6 separate regions of the Homo sapiens genome follow, and regions 2, 3, 4, 5 and 6 are each linked to region 1. Evidence: read pairs that join two places in POLR2A ChIA-PET (ENCODE). Cell type or tissue: CD4-positive, alpha-beta T cell. All regions are shown on one strand. Region 1 holds the start of GPR183 (G protein-coupled receptor 183). Region 2 overlaps UBAC2 (UBA domain containing 2). Region 3 overlaps UBAC2 (UBA domain containing 2). Region 4 overlaps UBAC2 (UBA domain containing 2). Region 5 overlaps UBAC2 (UBA domain containing 2). Region 6 has its middle 19 kb from the start of LNCARGI.

Region 1 (4,000 bases):
GGCGTGGTGGCATGTGCCTGTAGCCCCAGCTACTTAGGAAGCTGAGGTGGGAGGATCACTTGAGCCCAGGAGGCAGAGGTTGCAGTGAGCCAAGATCGTGCCACTGCACTCCAGCCTGGGCAACAGAGTGAGACCCTGTCTCCAAACAAACAAACAAAAAAACTGTAAAGGCCAACTCTACTTTTACAGTACAATCACAACTCAAGAAACCCTGGTAACTTTCAACAGCAATAAAAACAAGGTTTGTGAGCTCATGAAATGATCTAATATACAGCTTCAGCGGCCTCTTACAGGATAATGACCCCATCACCTCTTCTTCATCTGCCTGACTACTCTGATATCAAAAAAAAGGGGCTGGGCACGGTGGCTCACACCTGTAATCCCAGCACTTTGGGAGGCCAATGCAGGCAGATCATGAGGTCAAGAGATTGAGACCATCCTGGCCAACATGGTGAAACCTTGTCTCTACTAAAAATACAAAAATTAGCTGGGCATGGTGGCATATGCCTGTAGTCCCAGCTACTCGGGAGGCTGAGGCAGGAGAATTGCTTGAAGCCGGGAGGTGGAGGTTGCAGTGAGCCGACAGCACACCCCTGCACTCCAGCCTGGTGAGAGCGAGACTCTGTCTCAAAAAAAAAAAAGAAGGTTGGGAGGACAGATCCAGTTTGTCAGAGGAATTACTTGAACTAGCTGAGTCCTTCACTATATAAAAATGTTTTACTTAATATAACTATTTCAAAATTAACAGGCAAAACCCCACCAGAATGGTCTTTCAACAAACTGAAAAATTTATCAACAGTGTCTTCTTCAAGTACTCTGCAGCCTAAGTTTTAAATGAACTAGTTCTAGAATATGATGTCATGTTTATCCACCAAGTCATAAAATCTCTGTATTACCCCCTCATAGAATTTTTGTACTAGGAATTACCTTGGAGATCATTTAGTTCAATACCTTTATTTTATACACAGTGAGGTGGCGGCCCAAAGAATTCAGCTGACTTGCTTGATGCTCTTTCTTGTGTCTGACAATGTTCCTCCATACTCACAGCACTTTAGACGTTAGAAGAACCTAATGACATCTGTGGGAGGCAAAAGCTACTCGACTATTTTTACAGAATCCTGGAGCAGAAAGGCTTCTGAGATCACAGAGTTACAAATTCCTACCAAATGATTCAATTCTGTTTACATCATCCCTCAAAATCATCAAGTTTACTCAAGCATCTAAATAAGAAACAGCATATTCCATTTTTCAAAATAATCACAACTTTTGGGAATGACTCTCATCTTTTGATCCAAAAGCTATGTCCAGTAACTTCTTACTGACCCTCCCGCTAGTCTCTGGAGTTAGGAAGACTGACACAAGCAATGTAAACACTTTTCTATGAGAGTTTCCACAAGCATAAGGATAATGACCCTATGCCTACAAAGCATACACATCCCCAGCTTATTTAATCAGTTCTCCTAAGACCTGCTATCCAGGCCCCTCACTGCCACAGGTGTTATCTATGTCTTCGTAAAAAGCAGCACCCAGAAGTGGCTGGGAATGGCCAGATCAGTCCTGACTAAGTGTAAACATCACCTCTCCTGATCTGAGTGCTACATATCTGGTAATTTAGCCTACAAATAAACTGCATTCTGACAGACACGTTAGTTGGTTTAAACTGAGTCAACTACAACTATGAGGTGAATGGCATGAGTCTCTTTCACCCTGTGCTGAAGAGGCTGGATTTTATCTATAATGGGCCTCCCTTCAACTGTTTCCCTGTTATTCAAGTACTCACACAGCCTCTGACTCAGGCAGCCTCTCGACTGAAAACGGCGACTAATCCAGTCCACTCCACATCCTGGACTGTCACTCACCCCCACGCCACAGAAACCTGTTTCTTTCTCATAAGCTGTGGATAAGGTGGAATGTGTAAACTACTCCCTGATACCAAGTTTCCAGGTAAAAAGCACTGTCAAAGTTGACACTATTTTCCTTAAAACATTTAAAAACCCATACTTTTACATGCAAAATCAATATAAAATCATCAGTAACTTGGTCTTTTTTTTGGTTAAGGTTTATTGCTTCAGTCTCTTTCAAAGAATTTTTTGATACTTAAACCTTTACAGAAAAATTTATAAAGTTCCACAGATATCAACAATTCATAAATTCCAAGGGGCTTTTGGATAGTTTTTTTTAATCACTATAAAAAATTTCACTTCCCATTTAAAACAAAAAAAAACACAAAGTGCACACACGTACACGAGGCTAACTGCTCATTACATGCTCAGTCACAGGGTGACAGAGAAAAAAAAAGTCACCACCATAAAAGGAGGTCTGCACAGCCTCTCTTAAAACAACATGCCACAGTTAAAACTTACTTCAGTTTGGACAACTACTCACAGCTACTACACAGAGACCCGAACGAGTCACTGATATGTAAGTACAAGATCTTTTGCTTTTTCAACAAACTTTTTAAAGAAAAACTTTAAAAGCCTAAGTTTTAAGGTAAAAGGTAAAAAGGAAAACAATCTATTTAAGAACAAGCTACCATCACTTCTAACAAAAATTATATTAATAATGTAAGTTTACTCTCTCTGCTGACTGGTAGGTCTAGTTAGTTCTTATAAAGTTGACTGAAAGCGATGGGTCCACCAGAAATATCTTTGTCAAAAAATAGGGCTCACTTCATGTACTACTGTATAAACTCACAATGACAAAAGACAGTATCAAGCAAAACTATGCAAATAATGCCAATATTTCAGGATAACTTAGTATGAAGGAAAAGGAACAAAGTTATTTTAATATAGAATATTCCTATGCTATAGGAATTATTAGAAATATAAGATTATTTCTCAGGATAGAATCTCAGGGGTAGAATTCCTAGGGCAAAGGGTATATTTTCTAAAGCTTTAGATATAAAACGGTACTTTTTGGTCTACAAAAACATTTTACCAATTTACCCTCCCGCCAGCAAAGAGTACCAATCTTTGCTTTTTAAATGCTAAATACTACTAATTAGATAAGTGAAAAAAAAGTCTGTTGTGTGGTTTATACTTGTGTTTACTTAGACTAAACGTATCTTTTCTATGTGCCTGAGGGGAAAAAATCACAATGAATTCTATGCAGTGCTTTGGCAACATTTATGTCCAGGTTGGGAATGGTGGTAACAGAAACTTGGCAAAATAGAAGCTGTGAAGAGACTTCCTTTAAAGGGCAGTGAGGGTTTTATATATGTGTGTTTGTGTGTGTGTTGGGGGAGGGGGGCGTGGTATTTTGTTTTTTTGGTGTCACTCTGAGTACAATATAGTGTAATAAGAGCAAGGGCTCTGAAATCAGGATCAAATGAAATTTACAAGCTGTGTGGCCCCCCCACACACAAGTTACCTAATATCTGGCTTCAGCTGCTTTACCTGTAAAATGGGGAGTATTACTACTGCCAAGTCCTTACAACATTGCCTCTCATTATAAGTGCTAAAAAACTGTCTCCCATCATTCTTCTCCCATCTCTCTGGCCACTGACGTACCAGAGGGTGAATCCAACAGATATGTTATGGATATTTTACATAAAGACCCTGAATCAGGCTGGGTGTGGTGGCTCACTCCTGTAATCCCAGCACTTTGGGAGGCCGAGGCAGGCGGATCACCTGAGATCAGGAGTTCGAGACCAGCCTGGCCAACATGGTGAAACCCCATCTCTACTAAAAATATAAAAGTTAGCCAGGCACGGTGGCACTCACCTATAATCCCAGCTACTCAAGAGGGTGAGGCAGGAGAATCCCTTGAACCTGGGAGGCGGAGGTTGCAGTGAGCCGAGATTGCGCCACTGCACTCTAGCCTGGGCGACCATGCGAGACTCTGTCTCGATAGATAAATAAATAAATAAATAAATGGCCCTGAGTCTATGGATGATCACACATCTAACTGTGCTTACTGGTAGGACTGCACACTTCTTATATTTTAGCATGTTTTCTCTCTGCGGGTTCACTGCACTTTTTGGACATAAAACCACAAAGAA
Region 2 (4,000 bases), 54 kb before region 1:
CCTCAGAGGCAGGGGCTCGCCCTTCTTAGAGGATCAGGTGGAAGCCCTGTGCTGAGGATACAGCAGCAGCAAAGAGCCGGGGGCTGACACCTTCAGGACACTGCCCCGCCGGCCTGGGCTGCCCACTGCTGGACTTCTATACAAGACAGAAATAAACTACCTCGGTTAAGTTTCTGCTATGTTGTGTTATCTGTCATGTGGAGTCAGATTCCTATTATTATTCCTATTCCCTAACTGCTATATACTCAAAATTCAAAAGTATGCACATGTGTATATTTTGGTGGGACTAGACTACTTGAAGTTAAAGCTCAAAACTAGGCATGACTATTTTGAAGAAATATAAGAAAGGATTTCTCTACCAGTTATTAGGACTTACTATTAGACTGCAGTAATTAAAGTCATGTGGTATTAGTGGAAGTTAGGCAAAAAATCCAAACAGAAGACAGAGTCTAGGAATCAACAGTAAACATGGGCACTTGGTTATGAGCCCGTACTGAATACAGTCCTGGGACAACTGGCTATAGATAGGGAAAAGATAAAACTAGGCCCTTACTTCACACCACCCACAAAAATAAAAACTAAGATTAAAGATTTAAATGTGGAAAGCCAAACTGTGAAAATTTTTTTGAAGAAATAGGAGATTATTTTCATGTCATTAGGATAGGAAAGGATATCTAAAACAGAAATACGAAGTATAAATCACAATGAAAAAAGTGGTTAAAAATTACTTTACCTGTAAGAACTTTTGTATTAAAAGTTCAATTGTTACTGAATTAAATAAGACAAACTACAGATTGAGAGAAAATGTTTACAACATATAACTGCTATATGCTCAAAATTCAAAAGTTACAAATCAATGAGACTTAATAAATCAATGACACTTATGAACTTATAAGACAACACTTATAAATCAATGAGAAAAAAATAAGTGACTCAAGAGAAAAGCAGATAATGTATATGAATACTCCATTTACAGAAGGGGAAATCCCAAGTCAAGAAACATATGAAAAGATATTCAATCTCACTAGTGTTAGGGAAAGGCAAATGAAAACAAGTTATTTTATACCCACAAGACTCGCAAAAATACACAGCCCAACAATACTGAGTGTGGGAATGATGTGAAAGAAATGGGAACTCTGATAAGTTGCTGATGAGAGTATAAACTGACACAACCCTTTTGGAGAGCAACATGTCAAGATCTAGTGAAACTATTCTAGTCTATGACCTGGCAACTTCACCTCTAGGGAGCTGTGAATGCTGAAGGGGTCATGTATGAGGATCTTCTGTGAAGCACTGGTTGTAATATTAAGTAAGAAAATGAAAAAAATTCAGTTGTTCCTAAGGAGGGAAATAAATTAATAAGTGGTTCTATTATATAAAAGACCATTATAAAAGCAGCTACAATAAATGAATTAGATTTACATGGGTAAATCTCAAATATACAATGTTTAATGAACAAATAAAGTTGTACAAGAATATGCATATACAACATATACATATACCATTTACATAAATTGTATGTAGTTTATGTAAATAATATAAATAAAATGTAATACTATTTACATAAATTAAAAAATACTCAGAACACGAGTATATATACTATTTTAACTTTTTTTGGGGATGAGGGTCTTGCTACATTGTCCAGACTGGAGAGCAGTGGCTATTCACAGGCACAATCATGGCGCACTGCAGTCCTGAACTCCCGGACCCAAGCAATCTTCCATCTCAGCCTCCTGAGTAGCTGAGACTATAGATGTGCACCATTGCGTCTGGTCTATTTTAACTTTTTTAGATGGATATATGGTCATGGTGACTCTGTTCTCCTACCCCCAATCCAGGAGATATTTGGCAATGTCTGCTCACAGTTTTGGTTGTTATGTGAAGGAGGGGAGGGGGGACAGGATGGTGGTGCTGTCGGCATTTAGTAGGTAGAGGTCAGGGATGTTGCTAAACATCCTACAATGTACAGGGCAGCCGCTATAACAAAGAATGGTCTGGATCAAAATGTCAATGGTGTTTAGGTTGAGAAACCCTGATAAGTATGTATGTAGTAAAGATACAAAAACATGCAAAGGCACACAACACACCCACTCCAGGACAGTGGAAGGGGAATGGGCTTTGAGTTCCATTTCATTTCTTACAAGAGAGTGAGAGAATCAAAGAGTAGGCAAAGCAAACAAAACCCCAATCCCTCTACTCCTGTGATAGTAGAAAAGTGCTTAAAAAGCAGAAAGTTACGGCTCTAGGTTCTAGGATGTTTTGACATGAATCTGCTCTTTACGTAGGGTTAAATATGAGCCTCTATAAACAGGAAATGTTTCCTTTACTTTGTCTTCTTCAAAAGCAATAACCACATATTTTAAAAGTGAAGAAGGAAACAGCTTGCAGTTTGAACAGGCGTTTTATGAAATACTTATTATTAGTTTGTAAGAAGATTTCAAATGAAGTAAAAATTCTTGTGTATATATACATGTATGAATGAATAAATATATATTCATACATACATACATGATGGTTTCCCAACCGAGGAGCAGTAAAAGTTTCTGACATTTTATTAAGCAGAAGTTCCATGGAACAGAAATCCATGTTCTACAGGCATTGAAAGGTTTCTGGATGGGATGGTCAGGCAGTGTCTACATTAGAGAAGCCAGAAGAGCTCACGGGTGGCTGACCTCGGGCACTCGAGCGTCCACAGGAGAGTGTGAGCCAGGCACGCGGTCTCATCCTTGCTCCCGAAGAGCGCCCCATCTCCTCGGGGGAAGGCAAGATACCCAGAAATGGAAAAGCCAGAACAATGCAAGATGATATATAATTAAGATGGGAGCTGTGAGGCCTAAATCAAAAGGACTAGAAAAGCTCAGAGTGGACATCAACCCACTGCGGCCAAAGCACAGGGGTAAGACTTCCAAGAGGATGGGGCTGGGGCTGAATATTAAAAGAGAATGATTTCAACGATGGAGAAGAGAGCAAGCAAGGCATTTTCCCCAAGGTGTTCAAAGAAAGGGGCCTAAGTGGGTTTATACCGCCTTCAAGGAGCAAAGCAATGCTAAGGAATAACGGCAGAGGGACAAAAAGGTAGAGGAAGCTGAGTTAAGAACAGTCTCTAGAGCCAGAATAACTGGGCTCAAATCCCAGCTCTGCCTCTTATTGTAACACCTTAGATGCATTTTCAAACATTTCCATGACCCTTGGTTTTCTCACCTGTAAAGTGGTAATAATAACTGCACCCACCTCACATGGAGAGTATGAGAATCAAAAGAGTTAATTCATGTGAAACATTTAAAATAGAACGTAAAGCCATCTATAAGCTTATTGCAGCTTAGCTATGATTATTCTGATCCTTACTACTTGGCCTTATACTTTATACAGTATTGTTTCTCGTCTTCCCAACTAGACTACAGGATCCTGGAGGGCTGTGATGGATGGAAGACCTGAACATATTTCCCAGGTGGCCAGTACCACTCTCAGCTCACTGCAGCCTGAGCTGACTGCTCGTACAAGTTGGTGCCCCATAAAAGAGTAAAATGGAGAACAATTACAGAGGGGGCATTATGAATGCGATGTTTTAGAAAAGCCAAAATGACTTCCAAAAGCATCTTCATCTTATTTTAAGACTGTTGGCCATTGGAAACAAATGCACCCTTTCTTCTCAGTCTTTGGTGCTCAGAAAGCCTTTATCAGCATGCCAGGTTTTGAAGTGTGAAGCACACAGCAGGGGCACCTCCAGTCTACAATCGGTGGCCCCCTGCAGGCCACCATGCAGGGAAGGTTCTGGGGGAGACCATGGGGTAGGCAGCGAAGGGCGATGTGACTCTTTAGGGGTGCTGTGCTTGGGCACACGGGAGGCGAGGCAGGGCCCACACAAGGACTTACTCAGTGTGCTATGGACCAAGGCTTTCAAATGTTTTCCACCTCATGGCACACACAGAAAAAGACAGATTTGCATGGTCCACAGGAAAAGCCAAAACTGTTTACAGCTGGCCCAGTGGCTTCAGGCCCT
Region 3 (4,000 bases), 80 kb before region 1:
GTTTCTTGGCACTGTGTAAATTTCTAGGATATTTGAAATTCCCATTAGGCAGGGGGTTCAGCAGACCACAACACTGCAGTTAATGAACAAAAGAGGGCCGGGCACGGTGGCTCACACCTGTAACCCCAGCACTTTGGGAGGCCGAGGGGCGGGTCACCTGAGGTCAGGAGTTCAAGACCAGCCTGGCCAACATGGTGAAACCTCGTTTCTACTAAAAATACAAAAATTAGCTGGGTGTAGTGGTGTGCGCTTGTAATCCCAGCTACTTGGGAGGCTAAGGAAGGAGAATTGCTTGAACCTGGGAGGCAGAGGTTGTAGTGAGCCAAGATGGCACTACTGCACTCCAACCTGGGCAAGAGTGAAACTGTGTCTCAAAACAAAAATAAAATAAAGTAAAATAAAATAAAAAAGAGGCCAAAGCTATTGTTTCTAGCCAATGTAGATCCTTCGTGTTTCTCTCATTTGAAGACGTCCATCTGCTCTCTGTTAGCCCCCAGGCCCTCCTCTTAGGGAGCTAGAGACTCCAGGACAGGAGCTTCCTCGCCTTCGGTCCTCACTTCGACCTTCATTTTCTCCTTCCTCTAGTTCCAGGGGACTGAATGAAGGATGCTTCCGGTTTCTGCGGTGCCCCGCTTCGTGGCTCCTGAGTGCACCCCATTCTGGGCCTGGATCTCACGGTCCCTGTCCCTGGCTCTCCCCTTCCCCACTGCCAAGTGCCCTGGTTGAGCCTGTGCCCCACCTCCGCTTTCTCACTAGTCTTTACATTTCCTCTGGAAGCCGCCACCACTCTGCCCTCGCCCAGGCCCTTCCCAGCAGTAGTGCCGCCCCCCAATCCTTGACACTCCCACATCCCAGCCTGGGCTGCCCTCTCCTGATACTCCTGCCACCTCTCCACCTCTTCCTCCACTCCAGATGCCGAGTTCCTCAGGGTTCCATCCCCAGCCCTCCTCTCTCCTAATTCCTGGTCATCAATTTACTCCATCATCCCAAGAGCAAGACTTGTGATTTGACTCTCTAGTCCCCGCCTCTGTTCAGATTGATTTCCAACATCCAGTGATCACTTCCCCCAGCCCTTCTACCTGAACCCCAAGTCTATTCATGGCATTGTCCAGCCCTTCTACCTGAACCCCAAGTCTATCCGTGGCATTGTTACAATGTAGCTAGTGGGGTTGTTTCTCCATCAGACAGGGCTGTATTGGCAGGTTATAAATTCACATGCTTCTGGCAATTTTTATCATGTGTAAGATTTCAGTCTCAGAGCTGGAATTTTAGTCTGAGCTGTAAAGCCCATTTTGGCGTTCTTGGTCCACCCCTTTACAAAAACACTATTGGTTAGGGGAACTTGGAAGCGAAGAAAATACTCCTGATTCTCACAAATTAAGTATCAGGTAAGCTCTCAGGTTAAGATAAAATTCTTAAGTCTATGGTTTTAGACACTTCCATTTCAACTTAAGAACAATTGTAGGAACGTAAACTCAGGGACTCACAGAATATTCTAAATGACACTGGAATGTGTTCACAATTTTGTACTCAATTTCCCTAACATCTCCACCTTTCTAACCCAAACTCACCCTAGCTTTACAAATCAGAACTTCACAGGCAGGCTTTCCTTAATGTCAGGAGCAGGGGGTCACTATGGAAAATCTTACCTTCTCAATTCACAATCTAGAATCTGCTCACCCAAAAATTAAGCCCCATCTGTTACCACGTGCACAAAATCAAAAGGCTAAACCTTTTCTAGACCTCAGGAAGCCCAGTCAAGTGGCTCACTGGCGCCCTCCTCTGGCTGGGATGGCTCCGCAGGTCTTCCTTGGGGGTGCCATCGGCCTGAAAAAAGAGTCCCAGTGTCTTGACAAGAGGTGTGGAAGCTCTCAGGTATTCAAACTTCTGCGGGGAATGTCTGTGTAGATGTTTTTGTGTCAATATTTGCAGGAAGCAAGAGTGGGTGAGCAACGCGAACCCCAGTAAGACAGAAAACATGGTCAAGCGTGAAAAGGCAGGCGTGTTGTGTGTGTGTGTGTGTGTGTGTGTGTGTGTCCAGAGGGTGGTGATGGAGGGAGAGTGGCCTGGTAGTTGCATGACAAGGATGGAGAACCACGGGCCACCACTGCAAAGGCGAGGACTTGGCAGCTGTAAGGAACTGGGAAAGAGGCTGAAAGAACTAAAGAGAACAAACCAAGCCTGTAGTTGTCTCCCAGCTCTGCCACTATTTAGGTCCTCAATCCTCTACTCTCTAAACAACCAACATAGAGGGTCACTGAGGTTCCTGTGGGCAGGACAAAGGTCTCCAAAATACAATCTCATTCCAAAGGGAATCCTGATTAGCAAACACTCAAGAACAGCTGGCAAGTGTGAATCAAGGCCTCTAATTAGCTACTTGCAAAGGGGCTATTTGCTGCCCCCGTCTCCAAGGGATACCTTTGCCTCTGGTTTGGTTTTACTTGGCTAGGTGCTGTTTAAAGGGGTAGCATGGAGGAGGGGGTGTATTTTTGGGTGTTCTCTGCCTGTGCTCCTTTGCACGGGGAACACAGAGAGTGGATTTTGGTTTGCCTCAGAGGTCAGACACACACGGCTTTGCTCAGCACTCAGGAGGTGTTGACTGTGGCCTAGTTAGGGAATGAAGTCAGGGACATCTCCACCACCATCAACTGTTCCTTGCAACCCGAGATGGCGCAATTCAGATTCAAGGAGGGGCTTGTGCGTGGGACCAGCTGGGCTCCAAGAAAGTCACCTCGACCCCCCTCTGAGCAGCTAGTGGCCCCAGGCAGCCTCAGTGAGGCCGAGCTTCCAGGTTTGCACAGGTAATGCCACTGTGGGCAGTGCTACTTACAGGAACAAAAGCACTTCACTCACTTCAAATGAGCACCCAGTCGTCTGAAGAAAGACGAGCAGTGCGGAGGATTTGGTTGACTGGTAAATATGTATAGCCTGGAACAAGGCTTTATTTGTACAAGTCTGATAGAAAAATACTGAAGAGTAAAACACATTAAAAACTTTATTGTAAGTATCAACATCTAAATTTGCATCAATTTGATACATCGTTGCTCATTTTGCAGAACATAACAGTTGCACATTGCAAGAGTCAACTTGCTTCGGGTCTTTTCATGCTCATGGCGGTCCACCCCTGCCTTCCCTCTCCCTGACCTGCATCCTGTCCTCCACAGTCTGCCCTGCCTCCTGTCGCCACAGGTTGAAGACCCAAGCCCTGAGGAGAACCTGCTGCCAGGGGGCTGGCTGGCTGCGAGCCAGGAGGGCCAGGCAGTTAGCCCTGCCACAGGGAGGGGCAGGCAAGGGATCGTTTCTCCTCTTCCTGGGCTGAGCCCATGCCAGGCCAGCCACAGAGTGCCCTAGTCAGCCCATGTGGCTCCAGGAAGCCTGCTGTTGTTCTTCTCCATCCCATTTCACCCGCAGCCTAGTGGCTAACTCTGGATACTCTGAGCAAAATTAACCCAAGTTTCATGGAGAACTCCAGAACCTTGAACCAGTGCATGGTTATCACCATTCTTTGTTACTAGATGTAGGAGAAGGTACTGCAGAGTCCTCTGGCCTGGAACAGCTTGGGGGAGGATTCAGCTCCCTGTTTCTCCCTCACTCCCAGGAGATTCGAAAACAAGTTTGAGAGAAAAAACAGTAACTAAAAAAGTCCATGAAGAAGGATCTGACATGTCCTTTGTGAAGTAACATTACCCTCTCCCCATCACGACGCAGGAGATGACATGTTACAGTAAGAGGGTTACAGCAATTCCCCATCTGGAGTGCCATTCAACTGCCTGCAGAAATCTTCCATTTTAATGCATTTTAAACACATTCAAAACGAGTGCTGACTCTCCAACCTAGGGAAAATGCCCAATAAAAAATATAGATAGAAAATACATGCTAATGTAATGGCAAACTTATCTCCACACTAAAACGGCAACAGTCTTGCGGTTGAGGGCAGGGGTGCGGTGGAACCTCCCTCTTCCCACAAGAACATCAGCACCAGAGATGCTCGGTCCCCGGG
Region 4 (4,000 bases), 68 kb before region 1:
ATGACCTCTCAGGACCACTATTCTCCTATGGAGGGCAGCGGGGCCAGGTGTGTGGTGGGCCCTAAAGAAGTCAGAAAGACAGGAACAATCTTTTTAAATGGTGAGCATAACATTCTAACAAAAAGACTGTGTTGTTCTAAAATACACTTTATGTATTTATAAAGTTTAGCAAATACACAACTCTGATGACTATATAAATAATGGTATTATAGATGGTCAGCCCATCTCTCTCCCTATCGAAAGCACCACATTTTAGCCACAACACACATTAACTCACACTGAAACCCTGGACTACTTCATTTTCTCTGCAGGCTGCTTCCTGTCTCTGTAGTCCAGCTACTGGGATGAGAAGCATCAGAACTCACCATGAGCACCTGATCCGATCTAACATCCACAGGAAGAGAAAGTTTCAATGTAAAATCTCCTGATGTCAAGTTGTTAAAGTACAGGAATGAATGTTTACAGGTCTCCTCTGCTCTAAGGACTGGCACTAGGTACTTGCATGAGTTGGGTACTGGGTTAGGGCCTTGCATGGATCTGGTCTCCCTCATAGACGGTGAGCTCCCTTGAGGGCTGGCACCAGGCCTGGCTTGCTTCCCCCCAACACAGAGCCTGACACACCCGGTGCCCAGCACCAGTTAGAGAAGGCTGAATGTGAAGATCAAAAGTGACCAATAAACATGTGGAGGACAAAATGAGAATGCTGGTAGGACACTGAGACTCTGGAAAAGACTGTGCTAGGATAGACACTTGTTCTGGCGTGAGTGGAGGCAATGGTGAGGCGAGGCGAGGCGAGGCACGGCGCTGCATACTGCAACTTCGTCAGTGTTGGCTTCATGGGCTTGCAGTCATTCATTGGTCTGGAAAATTTTAAAAATGTCTCAAAGAAATTTTCTAAAAAGGTGTTCTTTCAACATTCCCTCTCCATCTCAGAGCACAGCGAGTACCTTCCTCCTGCTCAGGCATCACAAGAAGTTTCTGCCTAAAAATCCTCACCACAAAATATCAGATTAGAGTGCAGCTTGGTTTCTAGCCCCCAAATCGAAATGATTCCTTCCTCTAACTTCATTGAGAAGCCAGCTCTAGTTGGGTTCGCCTCCAGCATGCTTTGCTTTCCTGTCTTCCACATCTACTTATTTCTTATTTCTAGACACTAACATTCCCCAAATGTAACATCCAGAGCCTGCTTTCCGTAACAGGAAACCTGACTTCCAGAGGTGAGGAGCAGAGATAAGGCTACTCAGAGGACACCAAGGTGCAGCTGGTGCTGTGGCAATGGCAAACTCCAGCTCCGCCCTCACGGGGATGAAGACCCACTCTGGAGGTGTCCAGGGTGCCCCACCAGAGCCCCCACAGGGATGAAGACCCTCTTGGAGGTGTCCAGGGTGCCCCAGTGGAGCAAGGTGTGACTCCATCAGTTGCCTTTCGTCACGAGCTTCTGAACCACAGGCGTCAGCAGCCCTTCACCAGCCCTGGTGTGACACTTCCACATGGCTGGCTGACCAAGGCAGGGGAGCATGACAGAAATAGGCGTTGCCACAAGAGCACTGTCACTGTCACCTGACAATGTTCCAAAGGAGAGCAAGATGGAATACATTCCCTAATAATGTGCTTTTCAGAGAACCCACTGAATGAGGAAAACACCCTAGAGATGGAAATAAATCTGTACCAGTTTCTCTTTCCTTATTTTTTATTTTTAAACATCTATGATTGGGATGTGTGTGCCTACTACCTCAAGATAATTCTCATTTAAGAAAATGCCAGCCTGGGCAACCCTTGTCTCTACCAAAAAAAAAAAAAAAAAAAATTAGCTGGGCTTGGTGGCATGTGCCTGTAGTCCCAGTTACTCAGGAGGCAGAGTTGGGAGGATGGCTTGAACCCAGGAGGTCGAGGTTGCGGTGAGCCATGATAGCACCACTGCACTCCAGCTTGGGATACAGAGCAAGACCATGTCTCAAAAAAAAAAAAAAAAAAAAGGGAAAAAGGAAAAGAGAAAAGAAAATAAATGAAATCCCACTTTGGTATTTTACTTGCAATTCAACTCCTCTTTGACATAAGTAAAATGGGACATTCATTCCAATGAGATTTCTAGCAACTCCCCTCAGTGAAAGACTCCTTTTGGTTTATTCAAACTAGAGTGTGGTTTTCTTTAACTTCCCTTTTAGCTAAGTGCGTCAAAAACAAATGTTTTTTTTGGGTTTTTACTTCCCATATTCTGACGCTTGCAGAAAGCGATGCCCACCTGAAGACGGCCCCCACCCGATCCTGAGCTCACACTGGGTGCAGGGTAGCATGCACACCCTGTTGGGGGAGCCCAGATGTGCTGGGCCTGCCTCGCCCACTGCTGTCATAGCAACTGGCACCGGTTACCTGTTGGCACCAGCTGCCCACCCCCATGCTGACGCATGGCCGAGACCCTTGCAAGGCAGTGCAGCCCCCACCCCCCTCTCCCTGTCTGACCACTCTCTTCCTTGGGAGAACTGCAGATCCCCCCTCCTTTCACATCTCTTGGTTGAACTCAGGTTTCTGGTTATTACAGACCCTGCCAGCGTTCTGGGCTGCTCTGAGACCAACTGTGTCTAGAGCCTCGTCAGGGTCTTGTATGGAGCAGGTCTTTAGTTAAGGCTGGCTGAGCTCCTTTGTGTACATCTCTCAGAGCACCCAGCAGAATGAGACACCCCACAAAAGTTGGTTACTATTTGAGTACCATCTAGTATTTCATTGTAACACATCTAACTTTGGGATCTTGTTAGAAAACGTATTTCCAATCTACTAGAGCAAGCAATGGAAAAACCTGGCATAATACCACTCTCTAGCACATTTTTTATGTGAAAACAAGAGTTCTGAAAGGGAAGTTTACTGGCCACACCTTCGTGTTCAACCCTTCTCCGACCGATGCTGGGGCACCTGTGTGTATCAGGCTTTTCATAGGGTAGCAAACAAGGCAGACATGGCCCCAGCCCTCAGGAAGCTCGCTGTCCACAGGGAGACCAGACGCCATGGGAGGCTAACCCAATACCCAATGTGCTGCCATGCTTGGCTACTCAGAGCAGAAGCACGAGATGTGTCTCAAAACCAATAAATATTAGAGCCCTGCTTTCAGAAGGTGAGCATTTTAGGAGTTTCGGTGGGTTTTCTGGAGACAGTGGTAAGGATTCCTGAGATGAGAAGAGAGGAGACAGCCTCATTAAGATTTAGATTCTCTAATACTAAATACATTTTGCTATTTATCAGCTAAGAGTGAAAGCACCTTGTGGGTTTAAAGCCATTCTCTCTACTTGGGCTAATGGATATCTCAGAGACATAAACAGAATCCACACGACGTGTCATGTGAATTGACCAAAATTATGGGACGCCATTGTTTTGGGCTCCAACAAACCAGAAGACCAAACTAAATGGAGTCACTCATGCTAAATGCCACACAATCAAATTGAAACTTTAAGGAAGCAGACAGATCCCAAAACAAGAAGACCTGCTTTTTCTAAAAATAGGAGATCCCAGACTACACAAGTCAGCATAATAAGGAACTCCCCTCTGCTTTAACCCTTAAAAAAAAAGCAACCTGAAGTAACTCAATGTTAACCTATCAGTTATTTTTCTATTGCTCTGTTTCCTTCTTACAAAATGCACTGTTCCAGTACTGCCTGGCGGGAGCTCACATTCTGTTTTGTAGAATGGAGGCTGCACTAATTCATAAGTTGCAAATAAAAGCCAAATAGATCTGTCACTAAATTTGCTGTAATTCTGTCGTTTGACATGCATTATAAATGTATTATTAATATTAATGCACCAAATGGTAACATCTCTTGTCTGGGCAGTTGCACCATGTTTCCTGGGCCTGGATAGAGAAAATTATAAGATTATAACCTGCCCCCTCCTCTGTGTCCAGTCCATCCTCTTGGGAAACCCAATGATGGTGTTTCTTGTGTAAGATCCCGCATGGTTCCTTGGTGTCTAGAGTATAACCACATGCCACACATCAGACCCTTGGCGAGCCTGT
Region 5 (4,000 bases), 60 kb before region 1:
CATATGTTACAAGGACATAACTGATAGGTCCTTTTCAGGATATGAACATAATAATTCTTTGTTCCATAATTGGTGATGTTAATTTTGATAACCTGGTTAAGGTGGTGTCCAATTTCTCTTCTGTAGAATTACGGTTTTCCTTTATAATTAGTAAGTAACTTGTGGAGGGATACTTTGAGATTACAAGCGCTCCTCAACCTACGATGGAGTTAAGTCCCAATAAATCCACTGTACGTTGAAAATATCATAAGTTGAAATGCATTTAGTACACTTAACCTACTGAATATCACAGCTTAATCTAGCCTACCTTAAAGATGCTCAGAACACTTAACATTACCCTACAGTTGGGCAAAATCATCTCTCACAAATCTAGAGTATTGACTATCTCATGTAATTATTGAGTATCGTGCTGCAAGTGAAAAACAGAACGGTTCACAGTCGCTGCCCAGCATCGCAAAAGAGTCTCGTACCACGTATCGCTGGCCTGGGAAAAGAGCAAAACTCAAAATTTGATGTATGGCTTCTACTGAGTATGTATCACTTTTGCACCACTGTAAAATTGAAAAATTGTTAAAGTTCGACAATTATAGGTCAGGGACCATCTATATATAAATAGCCTAGTCTTCATATATTGATCATTTTTCCCTGAATGGATTTTTATTACGATGCTTGCAAATTTGTGATTTTCTGATACTATCATTCTTTGTATATTTATTACTTGACATTCCATTTAGGAAAAGCATTTCCTTCCCTCCAGTGTATGTATTTATATAAATATTTATCTACTATTATAATGCATGTATTCTTACTATCCTTTATTTATTCTGATCCCCAAGCCGATGCCCTAGATGTGGCCAGTGGGATCCCGCAGCTGGCTCCAGTGTCCTTCTGACAGGCCCCAGCAGTGACTGATCACTTCCTTACTTTCCTGGCACACGATGATCCAGGGCTATCCTGTACGTTCCCTACACTGGGCCTGGAATCCACCGTTTTCCTAAATAGGCCTGGTTCCTTTTAGTGGGGAGGAGTGTTTAGAAACCAGATCTGGGCAGTAGGTGAGCCCACTGCTACCAGGAGGCCACTGCTTCTGAGCCCTCTCGGTCAGAGTGAGGGTATGTGTACACACACACACACACACACACACACACACACACACACTCTCTCATGAGTTTACGATGATAGTGATAATTCCTTTCCAACCCCACAGGGTTCTCCCTTGCCTTTCCCTGCTTTATATATTTATTTTCCTTCTTCCACAATAAAATCAACCGAGTTCCTCATTTGCTCAAATCTATAATACACACAGCATAATTTTAGAATTGCTATACTCATACCTTTATGAAAACTAAACCTTGAAGAAATGTTTAAGATTTGTTTGCAGTTCTTTTTGTTTCTTCATTAGACTGAGGGTATATCCGGTACAAACGTTACTGAAATCCATTTTCCCTCCTTCAATGTGATTATGTTATTCATTTGAAATGCAGTTAGAGCATTTGTTTGTTTCTTTTCAGTTTTACATTTGTCCCTGTCCTTTTGGTTTGCTTGTTGAATATGTAAAACATTAACATGACTCAAAACCATACAAAAGTGAAACCATGCCAAAGGCACACTCCCTCCCCATCCTCCCACCTCCTTGTCCCCGATCCTTCACAGAGAACCAATCTCATTAGTTTCTTGTATATATGAAGTGTAAGAGCATCTAAAACAAGCTACCATAATACATTCCCACCCGCCGCCCCCCAACCAATAATGCCTTCCTTAAACTCGTAAGAACCACAATAGCCAAAAAAAAGCCCAAAGTCTCTATCATGGTGGCAGATGGACTGCTGTCACCATCTTTGTATTTACACGCTTGATTACTTTTGAGTCCTGTTGATCGAAACTGCTTCAACTCTGAAACATGGATTTAGAATGAGTACCAGGTATTACTGATTAATTACCTGTTCCTCAGAAACTTCTAGAGGGGGCGCTGCTGGCTCAGACTGCCGACCGCCCTGATAGTTTACGTTTTGTCGCTGACGTAAAGGAGGAAAAAGACGATTCCAATTGATCATTCCTCCCTAAAAAGAGATCAACACACAGTTATCAGACACAGAAGGAGCAGAATCATCATAATGCTTGGAAGAGCTTTCTCTCAATGCAGTTACATCTATAGACTGGGAAGGAAGTATCATATTGATCCGCTCTATGCAAGCAATTCAAATTCAAAAGTATCACAACATCCTTCAGTCAATAGCACAAAATTGGCAGCCTGCAGTAGGTGCTCAGGAGAAAAGAAAGTAATAGGCAGTGTAAAAGCTCTTTGTGCACTGTGGCTCTGGAAGGCAGTGAAAGACACTGTACAGACACTCCTAATTTCAGCCCGACTGTGACGCCACTGACTGTCCCAACTCCAGTTAACTCTTAGGAGCTCAGGGCTTTGCAGGGTGTGATAGGAAGGAAGGCATGGAGACGAGGCTAAATCACTGAGGGCAGCCAGAAATCTGGTGTTTCCATCACGGCCCTTAAAATGCTCCCCTGCTCTACCTTTCTTCTTCTTATGACTGAAGTAAATCCTGAGCGCACACAGTGGAGGAAGACTGCAGACTGTGATAAAACCTCAGCAACAGGCTAGAGAGTGTGAAGGGAAATCTGACAAACAGCAAAAAGGTGAGAAGTGAGCATCAGTAACCATCTTTCTGAGGGTGGCTCCACGGATCCTGAAGACTGACAGCAATGCCGTTCCTGGCTTAGTCTATGTCACCAACAAAAAAGAAGCCACCATGGGAAGAAAAATGCATCACATGCTGCTTTAAAAAAATCCATGTTTCTAGCTATATGGCAATCTTTGAATTTATTAATTTAAATCTCTATTTCTAGAAGTCTTCTAGTCCTGACAAAATTATAGACTAAGATCTGAAACTCTTCCTACTACAAACACCTAAAAATGCTATTAATAGATAAATATTTCTATACACAGCTAAATATGAAAGAAGTAAGTGGAGTTGCAAGGCCTCAGGAACAAGTGGGCGTGGGAAGCAGAGCCGCACACTGTGAGCAGCCTGGGAGACGGGGGAGCAGAGGCCCTGCTCACCCAGGACCACTTGGGTTCTATCACTGTTTGAGTTCGGAAGATGCGGCCTTGGGTCTGAAAGAGGCAGCAATTTTGAGCTCAATTATCTGTCTAAAGATACAATCTTCAAATGGCAGCACCCTCAGCGAAAGGGATGAAAAAAAAATCAAACTAAAAAGCCTGTCTTCCCCCGGAGACAGCAGGAATCTTGGTCCTGCCTGAGAATTAAGAACCACAGGCAAATTTGGGGTTCAAGTTATACTATACATATGTTGTTATATTCATGGTCTCAGAACCCATCAAAAAAGTTACATAAAGATTGGTTTTGGGATGGAGATATCGAAGGAGCCAAGCAAAAGCAAATGTAAAATTACTCTGGAGAGATATTCTCTTGCCTTGGGGTTACATGGGATTTATAGTTAAAGCTCCAGTGGGGAAAAACTCAGAATTCAAAACCACAAAATCCACAAGGAAATCACCCATGATGAGCAAGTCGGCACACAAAACACACAAGAGACTGGGTCCCCAAGGACCTGAATATAGGAGGATCTGAAAATGATTACACACTTCAAAAAGACTAGGACGTCACAGGAGGACCTTAAAGAAAAGAATAAGGTATTATGAGAAAAAACAGATGTGAAAAAAAATTAGGGAAACAGAAGCCACTCTCACCTCTCACCTCCTCCCCACAAAAGATAAATCTAAAATATAAAGACGTACACAAGTTGATGTAAAGAGATGGAAAAAAATCAGAGAAATACTAATCAAAGAAAGCTGTTGTTGCTACATTCATGCCAAATAAATAGACCTCGAAGGCAAAAAAAGGCAGTATTAGGGATAAAATCAATAGAATACATGAATATCATATTTATATGTAACACAATGGCATCAAAACACAGAAAGCAAAAATTAATAGAATTACAAGAGAAGTGGAAGCATCCAGACATA
Region 6 (4,000 bases), 110 kb before region 1:
CCACCTTGCTCGGCCAGCAAGTTGTTCAGGAAAGAAGGGGAGGAGGAAGAGGAACCTTCTCTCGTGGTTGGGAGCTGGTGAAACTCACGAGAGGGCCTTGGAGTCTGTGTGCTCTTCCAAAGAGCGGTCACTTCAGTGCGGGCTGGTTGGCCTGCCCCACCCCTGGGGCTCCCGGGTCACTTCTCCACAGAGTGAGTTTGAGTGTGTGAGCAAGTGTGTGAGAAGCGTCAGTGTGTGTGAGTGAATATGCGTGAGTGGGTGTGCAAGTGTGTGCACGTTTGAATGTGTGTTGGTGTGTAAAGTGGGTGTGAGTGTGCATGTATGTGAGTGAATGAGTGTGTGTGTGAATGGGTGTGTGTGGGTGGAGTGCATGTGCATGGGTGTGAGTGGGTGTGTGTATAGTGTGTATATATGTGTGCATGTTTGTGAATAAGTGTGTGTCATGTGTGCATATGTGGGGTGTGTATGGAGTGTGTGTGTCTGTGTGAGTGTGCGAATATATAGTGTGTGCACACACCTGTGAGGATGGGTGTGTGTAGTGTGTGTGCACGTGTGAGTGGGTATGTGTGAATGAGTGGATGTGTGTGTGCATGAGCATGTGTGTGAGTGTAAGCGAGTGGAAATGTTATGTATGCAAGTGCAGGTGTGTGTTAGTATACACGTGTGAGTATATGAGTGGGTGTGCAAGCATGTGAGTGGAGTGTGAGTAGGTGTGTGCACATGTCTGCATGGTGAGTACAAGTGTGTGAATGGGTATGTGTGCACATGTGTGAATGTGTGCATATGTGTATGGGTGGGGAAGTGTGTGCATGTGTGAGTGGGTGTGTGTGCACATCTGTGGGTGTGTTTTCACACGTGTGAATGGGTGTGTGAGTGCATTGTGTGAGTGGGTGTGTAGGGTGAATGTGTGCATGTGAGTGGGTGTGTAGGGTGTGTGCATGTGAGTGGGTATGTAGGGTGTATGCATGTGTGTGAGTGGGTGTGTAGGGTGTGTGCATGTGTGTGTGGTTGTGCATGTGTGTAGAGTGGGTGTGTGAGTGTGCATGTGTTTGGGTATGTAGGGTGAGTGGGTGTGCATGTGCACGTATGTGTGTAAATGGGTGTGTGCACGTGTGTGAGTGGGTGTGGGTGTTATTAAAGAAAACTGGAGCCGACAGCAGTTGGAGCGGTGGACGCAGATCTTGCTCAGGAACTCTTGCAATTGGAGAAAAGTCCTCAGGACAGAGCGGGGCTCCATTCCCAAAAGGACGAGGAAAATGGGGCTCATCCCCAAGGAGCAGAGTTGGGGGATGGGAAATTACTGAAAGGAAACATGAGGGTTCTTGTTAAGATGACCTAAGCCGATTCCTGCTGAAAGCCAGGGTGATCTGATGTCGAGGGCGGGGGTGAGGAATTTGACCAGATAAGAGAGGTGACCAGAGATCAAGGCTGGGTGGTTCCGTATGGACGCCCAAAGTTGGGAAAGCCCAAAGAAGAAGGCTTAGGGAAGCCTTACTAAAGTTTGGTCAAAAAGAATGGTGTGTGTGTGTGTGTGTGTGTGTGTGTGTGTGTGTGTAGGCAGTGCAGTTTGGGGTTTGGGGCTGGCCCAGACAGAGGAGATGGCAGGCCTGTGCCCAGCGTCCCTCACCGGCCCCTCCCCTGTAAGCTGGGCTGCTTTGGTCCTGGGAAATCGCTTCCCCTGGCTGCTTTCCCAGGGCAGGCAGGAGCCACCTGGGGGCTGTCCTTGACTCTTGAGCTAGGCCAAGTGCTCCGAGATCTTGCCATTCCTTCGGTTTGTTCTCTGCACTCTCCTTCCCTGGGAGCAGCTCATGAACTGAAGGTGGGACAGGGCAGAGGTGGCTTCTCTCACCAACTCCAGGACATGTCTGTTTACTTAGTTAAGGGGTTAGAATGCTAGAAAAAAAACTCTTGCTTGAGTGTAATCTGTAAAAGAAAGAACAATATAAAACAAAGTAGCAAAAGGATCATTGCGTGGGTTTTTACATATTTCTTACTGTGTTGCCATTTTATCAGGGCCAAACTCAGAAGAAAGCAAAACCTCAACAGCTCTAGCCGCAGCTTTGCTTTAGCGATGTTTCCCCTGCACGTCTTCTCTTCTCAAACAGGTCCTAACACTCTACCGCAGGCAGTAGGAGACCATGCTTTTGCATCTTCCAAATGCAACCAGTAGCTGGCACAGCACTTGGGGAATTCTTGATAAAGTTAAAAATATGTATAAATTCAATTTTCAGAGTGCATGACTAGCTCTACCTCTGTCGATATATCATCTCTATCTTCACCTATCTTTATCTATCCACCCACCCATCTATCTCTCTATTCGTCTATCCATTATCTAATCTATCACCTCTATATCCATCTGACATTATCTATCTATCTATCTATCTAATCTATGGATTCATTCATCCTCTATCCCTCTATTCATCTATCCATTATGTAATCTATCATCTCTATATCTCTCTATCATCTATCTACTTATCATCTATCTATCCAATCTATCTCTCTATCTATCCATCCATCCTCTGTCCCTCTATTCATCTATTATCTCTATATCCATCTATCTATCAGCCACCTGGCATCTCTAGCATCCCTATCATCTCTATATCTAAGTAATCTGTCATATCTGTCCACCTGCCTATCTAATCTAGCATCTCTGTCTCTATCTATTCATCCATCTATGCATCCATCCATCCACCCATCCTGAGGTTCAAAGGGCTTTCTGGTGCTCCTCTCTCTGCCTTTCAGCCTTGCTTCCCTTCCTTTCCATTTGAATAGAAGCTCCTTCTCTATTTGCAGAGATGAGACAGAGATGTCTATACCTGGGTTGACATGAGGCACAATCTACAGCAGGATCCCCACCAGCCAGCCTCAAATTGTTCAGGAGGGGACAGCTATGTCCTGAATCGAGGGAGGTTTAGGGGATCATGGACCTGGTGCCCTTCAAGTCAGCATCTGACTGCAGAAGTAAGCCATTCAGAACCTGGATCTCAGTGCTGGCTGCATGAGCTACAGTGGTCCTTGGGCGAGCTGTACACCCTCTGTACACTTTGGTGCCTATGTGTGCACCACGTAGACCATCACGTGACCCCAACCTGCTGTGCACAGAGCACTGCATAGACCCACTCCCACTCTTCTTTTTGTCACAGTTTGGAAATTAAGGCTTAAAGGATGATCAGAATGCAGCTGAGAGAAATGGAGGTGGGTAAAAAGAAGGCAAGGCTAGGTTACTTAGCAGACTGGGAAAAGTGCATTTGAAATAGGAAAATATGTACACGTTTTCAACAAACAACCCAATAGAAAAAGGGGCATACAATTTGTACAGGCATACAGAAAGATTACCACATGGCCAATAAACATGTGAAAAGGTGACCAGCATCAGTAGTGATCAGGGAACTGCTGTTAAAACCACAACCCACCAAAACAGCTAACCTGAAAAAGACTGACAACACCAAGTGGTGGTGAGGAAGAGGAGCCACGGGAGTGCCCCCACACTGCTGGAACGATTAAGAACAGCTACTTTGACCAACTGTTTGCCAGGACCTACTAAAAGTAGAAACATGCAGAGCCTGTGACCCAGCAGTTCCACTCCCAGCTGTATGCTCAGCAACATGTAGACAAGTTTCACCAAACACATAAAGTACATAAAGAGCAGGACTGTGTGTAATTATCCCAACTGGCAGCAACTGCACCACGCAGCAACAGTAGAACGGATAAATAAATGGTGGTGCTCTGTGCTCTTCTAGTTACCATGGCTGTGTAAAACATGTCTTTGTCAGTAAGCTTTTTGTTGAAGTCCAACATACTGTTCTAGTTACTGTGGCTGTGTAACAAATTACCCCAAAACGGCAACTGGAAACATAGTTTTATCATGTTTGTGGATTCTGTGGGTCAGGATATTGAAGAGGGCACAGTGGGAATGATTTTTCTCTGCTCCCTGACCTTGGAAGTCTCCGCTGAGAAGGATCAACAGCTGGGGGTAACTCTGAGGCACGGGTTGGGGCCT

What was found. Peaks named below come from ENCODE experiments on the same cell type or tissue, not always from the same donor. Only the 100,000 strongest peaks of a DNase experiment are listed, where the experiment ranks them.
Region 2: POLR2A ChIA-PET joins it to region 1 with 44 read pairs; 11 of 35 experiments call an interaction of 5 or more read pairs at or near these places.
Region 3: POLR2A ChIA-PET joins it to region 1 with 20 read pairs; 11 of 35 experiments call an interaction of 5 or more read pairs at or near these places.
Region 4: POLR2A ChIA-PET joins it to region 1 with 16 read pairs; 11 of 35 experiments call an interaction of 5 or more read pairs at or near these places.
Region 5: POLR2A ChIA-PET joins it to region 1 with 26 read pairs; 11 of 35 experiments call an interaction of 5 or more read pairs at or near these places.
Region 6: POLR2A ChIA-PET joins it to region 1 with 13 read pairs; 7 of 35 experiments call an interaction of 5 or more read pairs at or near these places.

Annotation. Positions count from the first base shown.
Region 1 is chr13:99,305,761-99,309,760 of GRCh38, reverse strand. All of the region lies in intron 4 of UBAC2 (UBA domain containing 2), which reads right to left. It overlaps GPR183 (G protein-coupled receptor 183), which reads left to right and starts at 2,362. Exons shown (of 2, transcript NM_004951.5): 1 at 2,362-2,421. In CD4-positive, alpha-beta T cell, no CTCF peak of the experiment used is centred here; DNase peaks (open chromatin) are centred at 1,810, 2,310 and 3,300; H3K4me3 peaks cover 2,811 bases; H3K27ac peaks cover 3,158 bases.
Region 2 is chr13:99,359,625-99,363,624 of GRCh38, reverse strand. The region is part of intron 7 of UBAC2 (UBA domain containing 2); the gene reads right to left. Among named protein-coding and RNA genes, the nearest start is that of MIR623, 5.5 kb to the right of the region's middle. In CD4-positive, alpha-beta T cell, no CTCF peak of the experiment used is centred here; a DNase peak (open chromatin) is centred at 2,254; H3K4me3 peaks cover 1,032 bases; H3K27ac peaks cover 4,000 bases.
Region 3 is chr13:99,385,406-99,389,405 of GRCh38, reverse strand. It overlaps UBAC2 (UBA domain containing 2), which reads right to left. Exons shown (of 9, transcript NM_001144072.2): 9 at 2,902-4,000. Among named protein-coding and RNA genes, the nearest start is that of MIR623, 31 kb to the right of the region's middle. RefSeq lists an enhancer at 3,431-4,000. In CD4-positive, alpha-beta T cell, a CTCF peak has its summit at 1,786 (motif pointing left); a DNase peak (open chromatin) is centred at 1,775; H3K27ac peaks cover 2,681 bases.
Region 4 is chr13:99,373,778-99,377,777 of GRCh38, reverse strand. The region is part of intron 8 of UBAC2 (UBA domain containing 2); the gene reads right to left. Among named protein-coding and RNA genes, the nearest start is that of MIR623, 20 kb to the right of the region's middle. RefSeq lists an enhancer at 1,901-1,970. In CD4-positive, alpha-beta T cell, no CTCF peak of the experiment used is centred here; DNase peaks (open chromatin) are centred at 1,487 and 2,257; H3K27ac peaks cover 2,414 bases.
Region 5 is chr13:99,365,847-99,369,846 of GRCh38, reverse strand. UBAC2 (UBA domain containing 2) reads right to left here. Exons shown (of 9, transcript NM_001144072.2): 8 at 1,941-2,060. Among named protein-coding and RNA genes, the nearest start is that of MIR623, 12 kb to the right of the region's middle. RefSeq lists enhancers at 3,265-3,354, 3,683-3,782. In CD4-positive, alpha-beta T cell, no CTCF peak of the experiment used is centred here; DNase peaks (open chromatin) are centred at 1,616, 1,986, 2,586, 3,606 and 1 weaker place; H3K4me3 peaks cover 1,165 bases; H3K27ac peaks cover 2,969 bases.
Region 6 is chr13:99,411,563-99,415,562 of GRCh38, reverse strand. No RefSeq gene overlaps it. Among named protein-coding and RNA genes, the nearest start is that of LNCARGI, 19 kb to the left of the region's middle. In CD4-positive, alpha-beta T cell, no CTCF peak of the experiment used is centred here; a DNase peak (open chromatin) is centred at 2,072; H3K4me3 peaks cover 2,085 bases; H3K27ac peaks cover 915 bases.